Linked DNA regions of Homo sapiens: region 1 is linked to region 2. A link is a contact called in ENCODE Hi-C data. All regions are on one chromosome and are shown on one strand. Each heading gives the region's core, a stretch centred on a gene start or an enhancer-like site at or near the end of the contact. The rest is flanking DNA. Distances are from core to core; before and after follow the strand shown. Region 1 has its middle 30 kb from the start of CYP4F2. Region 2 has its middle 28 kb from the start of CYP4F8.

What was found. Hi-C counts contacts between places; a loop is a spot of excess contacts on that map. Pooled maps may share reads with other maps.
Region 1: a loop to region 2 is called in a map of aorta, with 14 times the contacts of the local background. The contact joins two enhancer-like sites. A Hi-C loop is called at or near these places in 8 of 168 maps with a recorded cell type or tissue (CD4-positive, alpha-beta T cell, CD4-positive, alpha-beta memory T cell, aorta and 4 more), 3 of 37 single-sample maps with no recorded cell type and 22 of 50 pooled maps.

Annotation. Positions count from the first base shown.
Region 1 is chr19:15,865,413-15,870,977 of GRCh38, forward strand. No RefSeq gene overlaps it. Among named protein-coding and RNA genes, the nearest start is that of CYP4F2, 30 kb to the right of the region's middle. Within about 2 kb of position 3,784, at least 4 of the 41 ENCODE cell types and tissues checked have a DNase peak (open chromatin) inside an H3K27ac peak, as active enhancers do.
Region 2 is chr19:15,584,159-15,590,550 of GRCh38, forward strand. It overlaps the pseudogene CYP4F23P. Among named protein-coding and RNA genes, the nearest start is that of CYP4F8, 28 kb to the right of the region's middle. RefSeq lists a silencer at 556-635. Within about 2 kb of position 3,718, at least 3 of the 41 ENCODE cell types and tissues checked have a DNase peak (open chromatin) inside an H3K27ac peak, as active enhancers do.

The DNA of each region.
Region 1 (5,565 bases), core at 2,534-5,033, 280 kb after region 2:
AAAAAAAAATCTTTACATCACCGGTCACTAGAGAAATGCAAATCAAAACCATAATGAGATTCCATCTCACATCAGTCAGAATGGCTATTACTACAAAGCCAAAAAATAACAGATGCTGGGGGCAGGGGGTTGCAGAGAAAACGGAATCCTTATACACTGTTGGTGGGGGGTGTAAATTAGTTCAACCATGGTGAAAAGCAGTGTGGCGATTCCTTAAAGAGCTAAAAACAGAACTACCATTTGACCCAGCAACCTGATTATAGAGTATTCATCCAAAGGAATATAAATCATTCTACCATAAAGACACACACATGAGAATATTTATCGTAGCACTATTCACAATAGCAAAGACATGGAATCAACCTAAATGCCCATCAATGATAGACTGGATAAAGAAAATGTGGTACAGATACACCATGGAATACTGTGCAGCCATGCAAAAGAACAAGATCACGTCCTTTGTAGGAACATGGATGGAGCTGGGGTCCATTATCTTAAGCAAACTAACGTAGGAACAGAAAACCAAATACCACATGTTCTCACTTATAAGTGGGAGCTAAATGATTTGAACACACGGACACATAGAGGGGAACAACACACACTGGGGCCTATTGGAGGCTGGAGGGTAGGAGGAGTGAGCGGATCAGGAAAAATAACTAATGAGTACTAGGCCTAATACCTGGGTAACAAAAATAATCTGTAGAACAAACTCCCGTGACACAGGTTTACCTGTGTAACAAACCTGCACATGTACCCCTGAACGTAAAATGATATTTTAAAAAAATGAATACAGGCCAGGTGCGGTGGCTCCTACTTGTAATCCCAGCACTTTGGGAGGCCGAGGCAGACAGATCACCTGAGGTCAGGAGTTCAAGACCAGTCTGGCCAACATGGTGAAACCCTGTCTCTACTAAAAATACAAAAATTGGCTGGGCGTGAGGGTGGGTCTCTGTAGTCCCAGCTACTCGGGAGGCTGAGGCAGGAGAATCACTTGAACCCAGGAGACGGAGGTTGCAGTGAGCCAAGATCACACCATTGCACTCCAGCCTGGGCAACAGAGAGAGATTCCATCTCAAAAAAGGAAAAAAATATCCAATCCACTGTTGATGGGCACCTAGGCTGATTCCACATCTTTGCTATTGTGAGTAGTGCTGCAGTAAACACACAAGTGCATGTGTCTACCTAGTAGAATAACGTATTTTCTTTTGGGTAGATACCCACTGATAGGATTGCTGGGTCAAATGGTAGCTCTGTTTAAAGTTCTTTGAGAAATCTCCAAACTGCTTTCCACAGTGGCTAGACCAATTTACATTCTCACCAGCAGTGTTCCCTTTTCTCTGCAATTTTACCAGTATTTGGTTGTTTTTTTTTTTTTTCACTTTTTAGTAACAGCCATTCTGACGGGTGTGAGATGGAATCTTATTGTGGTTTTGACTTGCATTTGTCTGATGATTAACGAAGAGGAACATTTTTTCATTTGTTTGTTGGCTGCTTCCCTATTCAATAAATGTTCGTGGGATAACTGGCTAACCATGTGCAGAAGAATGAACCGGGACCCTGACCTTTCACCATGTACAAAAATTAACTCGAGATGAATTACAGATTTAAATGTAAGACCTCAAAGTATTAAAATCTTAGAAGAAAACCTAAGAAACATCCTTCTTGACATCAGCCTTGGCAAATAATTTTTGGCAAATCCCAAAAACCAATTACAACAAAAACAACAGAGTGAGACTCTTTCTCATATTTATATTGAGTATCACAGTCTTCTAAATAATTCCAATGTATTGAAATATAATGCCCTAATCCTGATATTTGTTGTTTTAGGTCACTATGTTTTGGTGGGGGGCTGACTTGTTACATAGTAATAGACAACTATTACACAGGCTTAAGCACTTAATAAATATCTTTTTTTTTTTTTTTTTTGAGACAGAGTCTCACTCTGTCACCCAGGCTGGAGTGCAGTGGTATGATCTCAGCTCACTGCAACCTCCACCTCCCGGGTTCAAGCAAAGCTCCTGCCTCAGCCTCCCTAGTAAAGTAGCTGGGACTACAGGCATGCACCATCATACCCGGCTAATTTTTGTATTTTTAGTAGAGACGAGGTTTCACCATGTTGGCCAGGCTGGTCTTGAACTCCCAACCTCAAGTGATCCTCCCGCTTCGGCCTCCCAAAGTGCTGGGATTACAGGTGTGAGTCCTTTTTTTTTTTTTTTTTCTTAAGATACAGGGTCTCACTCTGTTGCCCAAGATGGAGTGCAGTGTGCCTGGCCTTAATAAGTACCTTTTGAAAGCACAAATGAACTATACAATTGGAGTTTATCATACAGAAGCACAGTCCGACTGGGACCCAACTGTGTCAGCGTCACTCCCAGATACCTTGCCTATCAGCACTTCCTTATGACAACCACGTTAAAATCATATGTTACCTGTTCATGAAATAAATCGCAATTAAAGGACAACTGCTCAAGTTCTAGCCAACTTCTTGGGGGTGAGTCTGGGGAGAAGTTTAGAAGCAATATTTCTGACAAATAAATAGCGATATCGTGTGGTACTAGTGTTGATCGTGTTTGTCATTTATTCAGAAATGTTTACTGAACCGGCTGGGGGTGATGGCTCATACCTATAATCCCAGCAGTTTGGGAGGCTGAGACGGGCAGATCACTTGAGACCAAGAGTTTGAGACTAGCCTGGCCAACATGGCGAAACCCCGTCTCTACTAAAAATACAAAAACTAGCTAGGCGTGGTGGCACACACCTGTAATCCTAGGTACTCAGGAGGCTTAGGCACGAGAATCTCTTGAGCCCGGGAGACAGAGGTTGCAGAGAGCCAAGACTGCACCACTGTACTCCAGCCTGGGCGACAGAGTGAGATGAAAAGAAAGGAAGAGAGAGAGAGAGAGAGAAAGAGAGAGACAGAGAGAGAGAGAAAGAAGAAAGAAGGAAAGAAAGAGAGAGAAGAAAGAAAAAGAAAGGAAGGAAGGAAGAAAGAAAGAAAAAAGAAAGAAAAAGAGAGAAAGAAAGAAGAAAGAAAGGGAGGAGGGAGGAAGGAAGAAGGGAGAGATGGATGGAGGGAGGGAGGAAGGAAGGAAGGAGAGCTAGAGATAGAAGAAGAAAGAAAGAGGAAAAAAGAGAAAGAAAGAAAGGGAAAGGAAAGGAAAGGAAGGAAAAAAGAAAGAGCAAAAACAAAAGGAGGGGAGTGGAGGGGGATCACGCCACTGCACTCCAACCTGTTGACAGAGTGAGACTCCATCTAAAAAAAAAAAATGCTATTTTATATTTTATTTTTTGAGATAGTCTCACTCTGTTGCCCAGGCTGGAGTGCAGTGGCGCAATCTTGGCTCACTGCAACCTCCACCAACCAGGTTCAAGTGATTATCTTGCCTCAGCCTCCCATGGAGCTGAGACTACAGGCGTGTGCCACCATGCCTGGCTACATATTTTGTATTTTTAGTAGAGATGGGGTTTCGCCATGTTGGCCAGGCTGGCCTCAAACTCATGGCCTCAAGTGATCCACCCACCTCGGCTTCCCAAAGTGCTGGGATTACAGGTGTGAGCCACCGCGTCCAGGCTAAAAATGCTGTTTTAAACACTGGGAAGCACAGGAAAAGATGCTCAACATTATTGGTCATTAGAGAGGGGAAGGAAGGGGCGGGGGAGGGGAGAGAAGGAGAAATATTTACTGAATTATGTCTAGGCTCTCTTCAAGCAGGTGTCTTAGATGGGTCTCCAGAAGCAGATTGAGATAAAGAGCCTGGTGTTGGGCCTATTGTTAAGTGTGAGCCTTAATCGGAGAGGGGGTGCGGTTCACTGGGAACCTCTAGAGGACAGTGTAGGGAATGCACTGAGTTATTCCAGGAAAAGGGCTGGAGGGTGGGGGGTTGAAGGATTCATCTGCCAGCAACCATCAGTCCTTGGTTAAGAACCAATCAATGAGAGGTTAATTTCCCAACACTTCTGGGCTTGTCTGAGAGGCAGAGTGAGATCCAGCTACAGGAAGCTCTGCAGCAAAGAGACGTTGGCAGTTGGAAGACAGGATAGTAAATATTGCAACAGCAATATGCAAAGAGTTACAGGCAGAGCTCTAACAGAATCTACTATAATTGAATAAACAGAACAAGAACAGACAGGACAAAAGAGATCTCTCTGCCTTATGGAACTTGCAGCTCGATGAAGAAGACAAACGATAAAGGATTGCGTACCCTATCTGCTTTCAATAAACTAGGAAACAAACACTCTCTCAGAGCAATAAAATGCTATGACAAAAACTGATCATGGGATAAAAATTATCTGGGATGGGGGGCTGTTTAGATAGAGGAGGAAGAGCTTGGATGAAAAGGTGCCATTTCAGCCAATCCTGGAATCAGATGAGACTCAGTCACAAAAGAGCTGGGAGAAAAGCATTCCAAGCACAGGGAACCGCAAATCCAAAGGCTGTGAGAGAAGAACAGAGAGTCTATTAGGGAATCAGAATTGAGCCCAGGGCGGCCAAGTGCAGAGAGGGAGGGAGAGCAGCTGGGAAGGAGGTTTGAGGGGTCTGCAGGGATCAGTGGTGCCGAGTCCCTTATGCTAAGAGATAAATGTTTGTAGCAGGATCTTATTGGGAGACATTCACTGAGGTTTCCTTCAGCTCCCACCCCCTTGCACTTCCATGTGCCCCCATCGCTTTCAGAAAAAAAAGAAGCGCCTCCTATATGCACAGCAGAGAGGGCAGGCAGAGCTCATTCAATGAGCACACGTTAGAATTCTTGGCCAGGCGCAGTGGCTCACGCCTGTAATCCCCAACTCTTTGGGAGGCCGAGGCAGGCAGATCAGGAGGTCAGAAGTTCGAGACCAGCCTGACCAACATGGCAAAACCCCGTCTCTGCTAATAATACAAAAATCAGCCGGGCGTAGTGGCACGCGCTTGTAATCCCAGCTACTCCAGAGGCTGAGGCAGGAGAATGGCTTGAACCCAGGAGGCGGAGGTTGCAGTGAGCCGAGATTGTGCCACTGTACTCCAGCCTGGGTGACAGAGCAAGACTCTGTCTCAAAACAAAAAACAAAACAAAACAAAGAAACAAAAAGAATTCTTGCCGGACAGGCATGGTGGCTCACACCTGTAATCCCAGAACTTTGGGAGGCTAAGGCAGGCAGATCACTTGAAGCCAGGAGTTCGAGACCAGCCTGGACAACATGGTGAAACCCCATCTCTACTGAAAATACAAAAATCAGCCATGCGTGGTGGTGTGCACCTGTAATCTCAGCTACTCAGGAGGCTGAGGCAGGAGAATCATTTGAATCCGGGAGGCAGAGGTCACAGTGAACCGAGATCACACCACTGCACTCTAGCCTGGGTGACAGAGTGAGACTCTGTCTCAAAAAAAAAAAAAAAATTGTTGCCATTGATTTCCAAGATACACAAATAACAGTCTCAAAAGACCTTTTGAGATCTGCAAGAGCCAGGCTTTCTGAGGCAGGAAGTAATAATGGCCACGTTTATAGTGCATTTTCTATAAAGTGGCACAGCTCTGAGCCCCTTATATTTAGTCCCTGGGATGAGTCTGACGTAGGTGCTGTTGTCTC
Region 2 (6,392 bases), core at 2,468-4,967:
CCAGAAGACATCACCTCTGGCTTTTATTCCCTTCTCAGCAGTGCCCAGGTGAGGCTAAGGGGCTTCTGAGGCGGGCATCGGGTGAGGGTGCCACAGGTGGAGGCAAGGTCTGACTTGTGGGGCCACGTGTTTCAGGGAGTCGAGGGTTTTAATAAGATCCCAGGAAAAGGGGGTGTGTGTTCTCAGACTTCCCCACTCCTACGTCTGCTGGTCTGGGGGCTGGAGTCTAAGCCAGGCTCGGAGGATATGCAAGCCCACATGGGGGTCCCAGGCACAGAGTCCCTCTCTCTGCCCCTCAATCGGATCTGGGTGGGGTTGGGAGTCCCAGACGAGGTTCCCGGCGCGATGGGGCCGGGATGGGGGTCCTGGGCACAGTCAGAGTCCCCACCCCCTCCCCCGGGAACTGCATCGGCCAGACGTTCGCCATGGCTGAGATGAAGGTGGTCCTGGCGCTCACGCTGCTGCGCTTCCGCGTCCTGCCGGACCACGCGGAGCCCCGCAGGAAGCTGGAGCTGATCGTGCGCGCGGAGGATGGACTTTGGCTACGGGTGGAGCCCCTGAGCGCGGATCTGCAGTGACCCACCACTGTCAGGTCTCAGAGCCACCCGCGCCCTCCTCAGGCACCTTTGCAGATTCCGGGGAATCAATCTGTGCCTGAGTCCCACAGACAGCCAGCAGGGGGCGTCGGAGAACTGCAGGGATCCAGGGCCTGGCGAGGGGAAGGCGGAGTATTTCTGAGCCAAGACCCTGACAGCCTCTCTGGTTGAGCACAGTGGCCCCGTGCTGAGGGCGGGTTGTCCCAGAGCGCAGGTGGGGACAGTATCCTGTGGGCGATAGGGAGCCATGGCGGGTGTTTGAGCAGGAGAGGGACCAGGGTTGAGGAGGCACCTATGGGGCAGGTTTGAGGCTCTGAGTCACTGAGGAAAACCAGAGCGGCACTACATCCCCGCCCCTCGATCTCAATTCTCATCTCCTAATACATCCAGTTGTTTTTTTTCCTCTCACCTCAGGGTTCTTCACCGTTTTCATTGTTCTTAAACGACTGCACTTATTAAACAATAATAAGCCTGGTTGTTTTACAGTGTGTCTGATCATTGAAAGTACCTGTATCTATTACAATGACTGTCATTTTTGTCATGGGGTCAGTGTTTCGGTTATCTTTGCCTGGTATTGGCTGCCATATTTGCATATTAGAAATAATATTCGTAGGATTTAAAGAAGGCAGAGTTCTCTCTCTCTTTTTTTTTTTTCTGAAACAGAGTCTTGCTCTGTCACCCAGGCTGGAGTGCAGTGGCAAGATCTCGGTTCACTGCAACCTCTGCTCCTGGGTTCAAGCGATTCTCCTGCCTCAGCCTCCCAAGTAGCTGGGACTACAGGTGACTGCCGCCACCCCCGGCTAATTTTTTTTTTCTTTTTTTTTGAGACGGAATCTCACTCTGTCGCCCTCGCTGGAGTGCAGTGGCGTGATCTCGGCTCACTGCAAGTTCTGCCTCCCGGGTTCACGCCATTTTCCTGCCTCAGCCTCCCGAGTAGCTGGGACTACAGGCGCCCGCCACCACGCCCGGCTAATTTTTTGCATTTTTAGTAGAGACGGGGTTTCACCATGTTGGCCAGGCTGGCCTCGAACTCCTGACCTCAAGTGATCCGCCTGCCTTGGCCTCTGAAAGTGCTGGGATTAACAGGCGTGAGCCACTGTGCTCAGCCAGAAGAAGGCAGCTTTGTCTAGGGAGCAGTCTTTGGAGGACTGCTGGTTGAGGTTTATGTTCATGACCCTCTAGGCTTGTGGTGACCAAGGTCACCCAGGAGGTTTAAATTTAAGCTGAAATCACACTTGCAAGCTGTTTTGCTTTATTTTTTTCTCACTCTGAGAGATGTAGCCCTTTGAGGTCTCCACATATGCAAGGAGGGGATTTTTACCATTTTCCCTCCTTGTATCACACCTAGGCTTAGAATTTTTTTTTTCCTGCAATCACAAAACCGTTAAAAGAGTTTCAAATTTTCCTGATTTGAGAAGTGCCTTCAGAGAGAAGGTATAGTTTATATTCACTTTATCTCTAGGTTTCTGTTATTATTTGAATCATGTTTTTGTGATTTTTCACTCTTCTTTTTTTAAAAAAATTATTTTATTTTAAGTTCTGGGATACATGTGCAGGACGTGCAGGTTTGTTACATAGGTAAATGTGTGCCATGGTGATTTGCTGCAATGTGACTGCAGCAATGTGATTTGCTGCATGGTGATACCTACCCATCACCTAGGTATTCAGCCCCACATCCATTAGCTGTTTGTCCTGATGCTCTCCCTCCTCCTGCCCCCACCACAGGCCCCAGTGTGTGTTGTACCCCTCCCTGTGTCCATGTGTTCTCATTGTTCAGCTCTCACTTATGAGTGAGAACATGCAGTGTTTGGTTTTCTGTTCCTGTGTTAGTTTGCTGAGGATAATGGCTTCCAGCTCCATCCATGTCCCTGCAAAGGACCTGGTCTTGTTCCTTTTTATGGCTGCATAATACTCCATGGTGTATATGTACCACATTTCCTTTAACCAGTCTATCACTGATGGGCATTTGGGTTGATTACATGTCTTCGCTATTGTTTCACTGTCTTTTCATGTCATTTATTTATATGAAGAATTGAAGAAGCATCTACCTTTTTTTTTTTTCTTTTTTTGAGACAGAGTCTCATTCCATTGCCCAGGCTGGAGTGCAGTGGCTTGATCTCGGCTCACTGCAACCTCCACCTCCCGGATTCAAGTGATTCTCCTGCCTCAGCCTCCTGAGTAGCTGGGATTCCAGGCTCCTGCCACCATGCCTGGCTAATTTTTGTATTTTTAGTAGAGATGGGGTTTCACCATGTTGGCCAGGCTGGTCTCGAACTCCTGACCTGAAGTGATCCGCCCACCCCAGCCTCCCAAAGTGCTGGGGCTACAGGCGTGAGCCACCACACCCAGCTGCATCCAGCTTTTTAAAAATGCTGGAATTTTGATCCAAATAACTTAGTTTGCTATTAATGGAAGCAACAAGTGTAAAACAGAATGTTAAATTGTCATGATCCAGTGATTGCTCCACTCTGGGATGCGTTAGAACTGATAATTGCTATTAAATTTATAGATTTCCACACCACACAAGCCCACATCAAAATGTGAAGCAGAGTACCGCACATCAAGGCCGAGTGCAGTGGCTCATTCCTGTAATCCCAGCACTTTGGGAGGCCGAGGTGGGTGGATCACTTCAGATCAGGAGTTGGAGACCAGCCCGACCAACATAGCGAAACCCCATCTCTACTAAAAATGCAAAAATTTGCTGGGCATGGTGGCACGTGCCTGTAGTTCCAGCTACTTGGGAGGCTGAGGCAGTAGAATTGCTTGAACCTGGGAGGTGGAGATTACAGCGAGCTGAGACTATACCACTGCACTCCAGCCTGGGCAACAGAGCGAGACTCTATCTCAAAAAAAAAAAAATTAAAAAAAGAACTGCACATCACCCAGAAATCCTGGACTTTGAGCTGGCAGGAGGGAGCAGATGGAATTTGGATTTGATTTGGCCTCTTGATTGATCTCTGTTTTCAGAACAGACCCCACGGTCACGTTCCAGCTCCTCTCACTCTGCTAATGTCTTTCATTACTGCCACCATCTGACTTGCACTTATGCAACCCAACTCTTCCCCTTCTGGAGCCACCTTCCTCTTGCTCCCTTTCACTAAGATGTCCCAACGGGCCATGTTGCCCAACCCGGATAAAAGGTGGCCGCTCACTTCCCCTTTCAGAAGCCGACTCTTGTCCGTTTCTCTCCACCATACCCTGCCCTCTGACTTAGGCCTGCTCTTACCTTTGGGGGATGCGGCCTCGGTGTGTTCATTTGTAAATGGCAAGATTGATGGGCCTGTTCACAAGGGCAGTGGGATGGTGCACAGGACACACTAGTACAGAGCCTGGTGCAGAAGCTGCTCCCAGGTGGGAGCCACCATCCTGATGGACAGTTAGGGTCACCTCTGCTCCTCTGCAGGCTGCTGAGAAGGGAAGGTTCCTATGTATAGACCCTTTTCCATGAGAGGAACTGAAGCCCGGGTGGACCAGCCAGAACATGAAAGGATTTGGGGACCAGCCCTAGCGCATATCCTGAGGCCACACTGCTGCCCACAAACTGCCCTTGTGGAGCCCACTCCATATGACTCTCCATGGGCTGGAACCACTCTCAGGAAAAGAATACATTTCCTCTCAAGCCAAAACAGACCTCTCTGTTGGCAGACAGTGTGTCTTCTCCCTCTGCCCTGGAATGCACCCTTGGGGCTTGGAGATGTCCCTGATACAGAAGGAACAGGAGGAAGCAGAGCTTCCCTTTATCCATGCAGAATCTAGACACTGTTTACTGCTGAGGCTGCACCACAGCCAGAGGCTGCAGGCAGACCTGCGATCTTAGGGTTCTCCTTAGAATCAGAATCAATAGAATATATCTCTATCTATGTTTGTATCTATCCATCTATCTGGAAAGGGAGGTAGAGTGAATAGGGAATTTATTACAGGAATCGTCTCTTGTGATTAGGGAGGCTGAGAAGTTCTACAAGATGCTCTCTGTAAGCTGGAGAACTAGGGATGCCTGGTGGGGTAGCTGCATCTGAGTCCAAAGGCCTGAGAACCTGGAGTTCTCATGTCCAAGGGCAGGAGAAGATGGATGTCCCAGCTCCAGAACAGAGAGCAAATTCACCCTCTGCCTTTAGATCTATCCATGGAGTTGCAGCAAACTCCTTCAAAGAGTGACTTATCTTTGCAGAGTCAAAGGTTGTTTTTTTTTTTTTTTTTTTTTTGAGACGGAGTCTTGCTCTGTCAACCAGGCTGGAGTGCAGCGGCGCGATCTCGGCTCACTGCAAGCTCCGCCTCCTGGGTTCACGCCATTCTCCTGCCTCAGCCTTCCGAGCAGCCGGGACTACAGGCGCCCGCCACCACGCCCGGCTAATTTTTTGTATTTTTTCGTAGAGATGGGGTTTCACCGTGTTAACCAGGATAGTCTCGATCTCCTAACCTCGTGATCTAGCAGCCTCGGCCTCCCAAAGTGCTGGGATTACAGGCGTGAGCCACCGCGGCCGGCCAGTCAAAGGTTTCTTTTCCCACTCCACCTAGGCTTTCAGCTTCCTCTAAGGGGAGTGATGGTTTATGAAAGAGAGAGTGAGTGGGGAGGCAGAGGGCCAGTGGGCCTCTAGGATTCTGCTACACCTGTGTATGTAATTCTAGAAACATTCTCAGGGCTGTGCGCAGTGGCTCACACCTGTAATCCAAGGACTTTGGGAGGCCAAGGCGGGTGGATCACGAGGTCAGGAGTTCGAGACCAGCTCATCCAACATGGTGAAACCCCGTCTCTACTAAAAAATACAAAAATTAGCCAGGCGTGGTGGTGCACGCCTGTAGTCCCAGCTACTCGGGAGGCTGAAGCAGGAGAATCGCTTGAACCTGGGTGGCGGAGGTTGCAGTGAGCCGAGATCCTGTTACTGCACTCCAGGCTGGCAACAGAGTGAAACTCCACCTAAAAAAAATAAAAATAAAAATAAATAACAACAACGACAACAACAACAACAGCAACAACAAAACGTACTCAGGCCTGCTCAGGCCTGGTCTTGTCATCGGTTGCTGTGGGGCCTCCTTCCTCTCTTGAATGTGAAGGAGGCACCACTGGACAGTTTGGGGAGAACAGACTCCCAGGTGTCTGGATTATTAGTTTGTCTCTGTGTTTGTTTGTGTGTGTGTGACAGAGAGAGAGAGAGAGAGAGGATGTGTGTGGGTGTGCGATTGTAGGTGTGTGTGTGACTGTATCTGTGGGACTGCATTCACAGCGTGTGCAAGTGTGTTTGTGAGTGTATGTAATTGTGTGCATGGGTGGCTGTGATCACATGTGCATATGTCTGTATTACACCGTGTTGGCGACTGAGTGTCTGAGTGTGGTATGCATGTGTGAGTGTGTGTATGTTGTTGTCACTGAGCCACTGTAGCTGTCTACACCAGGCTGTGTTCCTATTCATGACTGGAGCCACTATCACAGCCACTGTCCTTGACCCCAGGCCTGACCCTTGCAGTGCAGGCAGCACATTCTCATGCCCTTGACCCCACATCTGACCCTTGCAATACAGGCAACACATTCTCATGCCCTTGACCTTACATCTGGCCCTTGCAGTGCAGGCAGCACATTTTCATGCCCTTGATCCCATGTCTGACCCTTGCAGTGCAGGCAGCACATTCTCATGTCCTTGGAAGCAGCCCTCAACAATGGGTGGTGAGTATTGGTGGGTAAATGCCCCAGCTCCTTTTCCCTGAGTGGGATGACTCTGAGGTGCATGTTCTATGCTGTCTCCCAGAGGTGCCATGGAGGGCTGAGCCTTGGCTGCCCATGGTGGAAACTATTTTAAATAA